Linked DNA regions of Homo sapiens: region 2 is linked to region 1. The links are chromatin contacts, found by Hi-C or POLR2A ChIA-PET in ENCODE. All regions are on one chromosome and are shown on one strand. Each heading gives the region's core, a stretch centred on a gene start or an enhancer-like site at or near the end of the contact. The rest is flanking DNA. Distances are from core to core; before and after follow the strand shown. Region 1 has its middle 24 kb from the start of CPT2. Region 2 holds the start of MAGOH (mago homolog, exon junction complex subunit).

What was found. Hi-C counts contacts between places; a loop is a spot of excess contacts on that map. ChIA-PET counts read pairs that join two places held with the same protein, here RNA polymerase II (POLR2A). Pooled maps may share reads with other maps.
Region 2: a pooled map shows a loop between it and region 1 (2.3-fold over the local background). The contact joins the promoter of MAGOH here to the enhancer-like site in region 1. A Hi-C loop is called at or near these places in 2 of 168 maps with a recorded cell type or tissue (Calu3 and heart left ventricle) and 9 of 50 pooled maps. POLR2A ChIA-PET finds 5 or more read pairs at or near these places in 2 of 52 experiments (MCF 10A and activated CD8-positive, alpha-beta memory T cell).

Annotation. Positions count from the first base shown.
Region 1 is chr1:53,171,565-53,174,264 of GRCh38, reverse strand. No RefSeq gene overlaps it. Among named protein-coding and RNA genes, the nearest start is that of CPT2, 24 kb to the left of the region's middle. Within about 2 kb of position 1,278, at least 3 of the 41 ENCODE cell types and tissues checked have a DNase peak (open chromatin) inside an H3K27ac peak, as active enhancers do.
Region 2 is chr1:53,237,252-53,239,951 of GRCh38, reverse strand. It overlaps MAGOH (mago homolog, exon junction complex subunit), which reads left to right and starts at 1,434. Exons shown (of 5, transcript NM_002370.4): 1 at 1,434-1,591. The coding sequence starts at 1,504. It overlaps MAGOH-DT (MAGOH divergent transcript), which reads right to left and starts at 1,342. Exons shown (of 3, transcript NR_038953.1): 1 at 607-1,342. RefSeq lists enhancers at 1,423-1,552, 1,593-1,652, 1,140-1,781.

The DNA of each region.
Region 1 (2,700 bases), core at 29-2,528:
CACCCGCAGCCGCCATGACCAGAGCCATAGGACCTTGGCAGAAGGAAGCCCCGGAATAAATACCCACCCTCACTTTCCTCCTGCCTTCTTTGTCCTGTTACTGTTCCCCATGATCTGAATCCAACCAGAGGCACTGGTCAGAGAGGCCCATTGATGTGTTTATAGCTCAACTTCCCGGGGCAGAGAGCCGAGTGGAGAGGGTGAAGAGGGAATGTGGAAGGCGATCCTGAAGCTATCTAGCCAGGCAGGGTAGAGGTCCCTTCACACTCACATCTGGAGCTCTTACTCCTTCTCCAAAACCTCCCACCTGTCTCCAGCTCAGAGCCGAGCATGATGACAGGGGACGGGGAACTTGTTCTGCCTTTTCATTTCCTCCTTGAAATATCTTCTTTCTTATACCTGTAGGCCTAGACCAGGCAGCTTGTCCTTCAGAGCTGAGTATTTGCCATCTGTTTCAAGCTGGCCCATTTCTGGCATCTACCCCTGGGGCAAACGGTGGCCTCCAGGTCAGCCATCTCAAGTGTGTGTGTGTGTGTGTGTGTGTGTGCGCGCGCGCGCGTGCGCGTGCGTGCGTGCTTGTAGGTGAGTGTGTGTTAGAGTGTGTGTGAGTGTGTGTGAGTGATAGTGTGTGTGAGTGTGTGTATATGAGAGAGGAGGAGAGGAGAGGAGAGGGGAAGGGAGGGGAGGGGAGGAGAGGGGAGAGGACAGGGAGGGGAGGGGAGAGGAAGCAGGAGGAGAGGAGAGGGAGGGGAGAGGAGGAGAGGGAGGGGAGAGGAGGAGAGGGAGGGGAGAGGAGGAGAGGGAGGGGAGAGGAGGAGAGGGAGGGGAGGAGAGGAGAGGGAGGGGAGGGGAGAGGGAGGGGAGGGGAGGAGAGGGGAGAGGAGAGGGAGGGGAGGGGAGAGGAAGCAGGGGGAGAGGAGAGGGAGCATTTTGGTAAACTTCTAAAATAACGAATCCCTGAAAATGGTGAATTTTTACTGAATATTTCCTGTGTACCAAGCACAGCACAGCTCCTTTAGTCCTCCCCTATCTCCTTCAGTGATGTTGTGTTTTTCCTAATTTACAGATGAGGAAACTGAGACTTCAAGGGTCCAAATATCTTAGTGTTCTTGAGCCAAAGGTGCTGAGTGAAGGAGACATGGTCCCTGCCCTTGAGGAGCTGGCAGTCTTTCTGGGGAGACAGATGGTGAGCAGGTGAGCAGATGCACGGTGTGGTAAGTGCTGTCACGGATGGGTGAGACACCATTCGGTGCACAGAGGAGGAAGTGATTTTATACCAGGGGTGTGTCCATGAGGACGTCAGAAAAGAGGGGACATTTGTGTTTAGGCTTAAAGTCTTATTTGGGTCACTAGATGGACCTAGAGGGCACTCCAGGCAATGGGAAGAGCGTGCAAAGACACAGACAAAAAAGGGCATGGTGTTCTGGGAAAATGGTGAGAATTCCATTGTGGATGGAGCAAGGGAAAGAGGGAGGAGGGGAGGAAAAGCCGAGGGATGGAGGCAAGGAGAACAGTCTTGGCTTTTATGTTAAAATAAATTCTCATGGCAGAATTCTTGCTGATGTGCAAATTCAAAATTTTATTCAAAACATAGGCTCTGTAGTGATCAACCAAAGACCCACACTGGAAGTGTTAAGTAAATTTCATCTGTTCAGTCTGTCCAAACACAGCTATAAAAAGAGCTAAACAGGGCTTGAAAAGGATGTTTTGAATACTTAAAAAAAAAAAGTGGAGTCAGAAGAGCATTTTGCATTTTCTAGGAAGATTGACTACTCTGTGTTTTAGGAGCAGTGCCTGCCACTATGCATGGTTAACTGAGCTGGAGGACCCTGTGCTTCCCGCACCTCACAGGCGGAGCAGCCTCTCAGGAACCCCTTCCGAGGCTTCCACCTGTGGGCATGCTGCTTTCTCATCACTGCTGCTGCTGACCTTTCTCCCCAGCAACTACCAAAAGCCCTTTTATCCACAGTCTAAACAACCAAGAGAATCAAGGAACCCCACAGAAGGAGGATGAGAGCAGTCTGTACTCAATTTTATGATCAGTAAATAATAAGAAGACAAGCTCCTGCTGGGCACTTAGTTCAACAGCAGCTCCCAGGTTGCATGTAGCCCCACCACCAGCATTGTTCGACTTCTGCATCTTTTGTGTGGCTCGCCCTGTTCTGGGCACTCAAGACATTTCACAACAATATCTGCAAAATTATAACATGTCATCTGCATTTTTAAGATGCATTATGGACCAGGCGTGGTGCTGGGAGTGCTTTGGGAGGCTGAGGTGGGAGGATCACTTGAGGCCAGGCGATCCAGTCAAGCCCAGGCAACAGAAGAAGACCCCATCTCTACAAATTTTTTTTTAAATCAGCTGGGTGTGGTGGCACAAGCCTGCAGTCCCAGCTATTTGGGAGGCTGAGGAAAGATGATCACTTGAGTCCAGGAGTTGGAGGCCACAGTGAGCTAGGATCATGCCACTACACTATAGCATGGATGACAGAGAGAAACTCCTTATTTAAAACAAACAAACTGACAAAACAAAAGGGAAGCATGATGGTGTGCCAGGTAGGGGTCTATTTGAAGGCATTTAGACTGGATTCAGCCAGTCAAGAAGTTCAATTAACCAGAAAATTTCATTTTCCAAAGAATCAGAATAACCAGGAGTTCATTGGAATCTCCCTGAAGGTCCTCCTGGATTTATTCCCACAG
Region 2 (2,700 bases), core at 185-2,684, 66 kb before region 1:
GGCAGACGGATCGCCTGAGGTCGGGAGTTCGAGACCAGCCTGGCCAACATGGTGAAACCCCGTCTCTACTAAAAACAGAAAATTACAAAAATTAGCTGGACATGGTGGCGCATGCCTGTAATCCCAGCTACTTGGGAGGCTAAGGCAGGAGAATCACTTGAACCCAGGAGTTTGAGACCAGCGTGGGCAACATAGGGAGACTTTGCCTCTACAAAAAGTTTAAAAATTAGGTAGGCGAGGTTGCGGTGAACTGAGATCACTCCATTGCACTCCAGCCTGGGCAACAAGAGCGAAACTCCGTCTCAAAAAGAAAAGACTGGGAATAGGAATCAGAGACTGCTGTCCCAACTTACAGAATCGTATACAGTTCTAGCCGCCAGGACCCAAGAATGATGTCATCTCGGCACTGTCTCTAGAACCATTCATTCTTTCTAAGCCTGGAACTTAGATGAGTGAAAGCAGGTTCCTATTACATAATTATGATCTTGATTGCCCTGGGCCTACTCAACTGTAAATTTTTTCCAGAGCCAGAAAGGCTTCACAGAGGACAACTTTACCCTGAAAAGAAAGGACCTCTTTGGTCAGTGGTCCTCAACTCTGACTCACCTGAAAGCTTTACAAAAAGTACCAATGCCCAGGTCCAGCGCTGGAGATTTTAACTGGCTTGGGGTAGAGCCCTGGCATCAGTATTTTTAGAGGCTTCCCAAGTGATTGCAATGTGCAGCCAGGCAGAGAATTACTGCTCGGTAAGTGGGATGACTGGGGAGTGGGAGATCAAATACTCTAACGTCTCCCAGCACCTATTCTAGAGATCAGTGGGGCAGAAAGGTAGAAATAAAAGGTGGAAAGGGATGAAATGGGTAAGTGTGGGTGAATTAGTTCCAGGAAAACGGCAATCTCCACTGTGGATTCAGGGAAGGCGTCACTGAGGAGGGCTTTCTTAACAGTTCAGGTCAGTGGAAGCCAACTTGAGGCACACATCGTGCGCGGCATCCTCCGGGGAGGTCGGGTCATTTCACCCCATTTTACTGCCGAGATGACCTAGGTCCAGAGACGGTAAAGAGCGGTGTACGACTCACACAAGTCGGGGGTCCTGTGAACCGAGGTTGAGCCTGGCGGGCCTTCGGCCCGAGGTCTTTAAGCGAAGTCACCAGACCCGGGGTTCAAAGCCCAGAGGTAGGCAGGCGGCTGGCTCTCCGCCTCAGGCCTGGAGAGAACCCAGGGGTATGAACCTCAACCTCGCTCCCGCGTCCAGCTGGAGGGGCGGAGCTGGCTGGCCCCGCCTCCGGGTTAAACAAAGTTCTTTACAGACTAGGCGTGAGGGGATGTTGCAGTCTTGTTGCCACTTCCGGGCGAAGAGGTTAGCGAGAAGGAACCCCTCCACGCAGCGACGACGGGACCTGACGTCACTTCCGCGCGCCGCCGCAAACGTCAGTGTCGGGCGCAGACGGCGGCAGTGCGGCTTGCTCTTGGAAGTTCAGGCTCGGTTGTCTTTTGGGAGCCATGGAGAGTGACTTTTATCTGCGTTACTACGTGGGGCACAAGGGCAAGTTCGGCCACGAGTTCCTGGAGTTTGAGTTTCGACCGGACGGTAAAAGCAGCCTGCCGCCCGCCGGGAGCGGGGACCAGGCCTGGGGGCCGGCGAGTGGGGAGGCCGAGGGTCGGAAATCTGTGGGGAACTAGAGGAGGGAGGGACTGAGACCTGTGCAGTGCAGATCTTAAAGGAACGCCACTGTGTCTGCTCCACGGGGTCTTTCTATCCATTCAGCAAACGTTGACTGAACGCCCACTGTGTGCCAGGCTCTGTTCCACTCTTTGGGAATACGGCAGCGAAGGTAGACAAACTTCCCCTCTCGTGGAACTTGTGTTTTACTGCCGGGAGAGAGATCATAAACAAAAAGATGATTCCAGATAGCAGTGAGTGGTCAAAAAATAACATGGTAGAATAATTGCTGGATGGGCTGCTTTTAGATAGGTTGGCCATTAGAGAGCTCTCTGTAAAGGGTATATTGCAGCCGAGTCCTAATTAACAAGAAGGGCTCAGCCTTGTGAAGCTCATAAGGAAGACCATTCTACACAAAGGGAATACCAGATGTCAAGGCTGCAGGGCGGGAATGAGCTAGGCGTGTCTCAGGTGGTCAGTGTGGTTGAAGAGTGGTGAGCTGGGAGATAGCAGGAGATGATGTCGGATAGGTAGGTAGGAGCGGCACCTCTTAGGTCTTTATAGACCACGGTAAAAAGTTTGGACTTGGAAGGCCTTTTTTTTTTTTTTTTTTTTGAGACGGCTTTCGCTCTTTTTGCCCAGGCTGGAGTGCAATGGCGCGATCTCGGCTTATTGCAACCTCCGCCTCCCGGGTTCAAGTGATTCTCCTGCCTCAGCCTCCCGAGTAGCTGGAATTATAGGCGCCCACCACCACGCCCGGCTAATTTTGTATTTTTAGTAGAGACGGAGTTTCACCATGTTGGCCAGGCTGGTCTCGAACTCCTGACCTCAGGTGATACGCCCGCCTCGGCGTCCCAAAGTGCTGGGATTACAGGTGTGAGCCACCGCGCCCGGCCGGGCTTGGAAGGTTTTAAGCAGAGAAGAAATGTGATCTCTTCTTGAAAAAGCATTCTGGTTATTGGGTGCGGAATGGGCAAGAGTGGAAACAGGGCTATTGATTAGGAGACTGTTGCAGTTGTCAAGACACGAAAGATGTT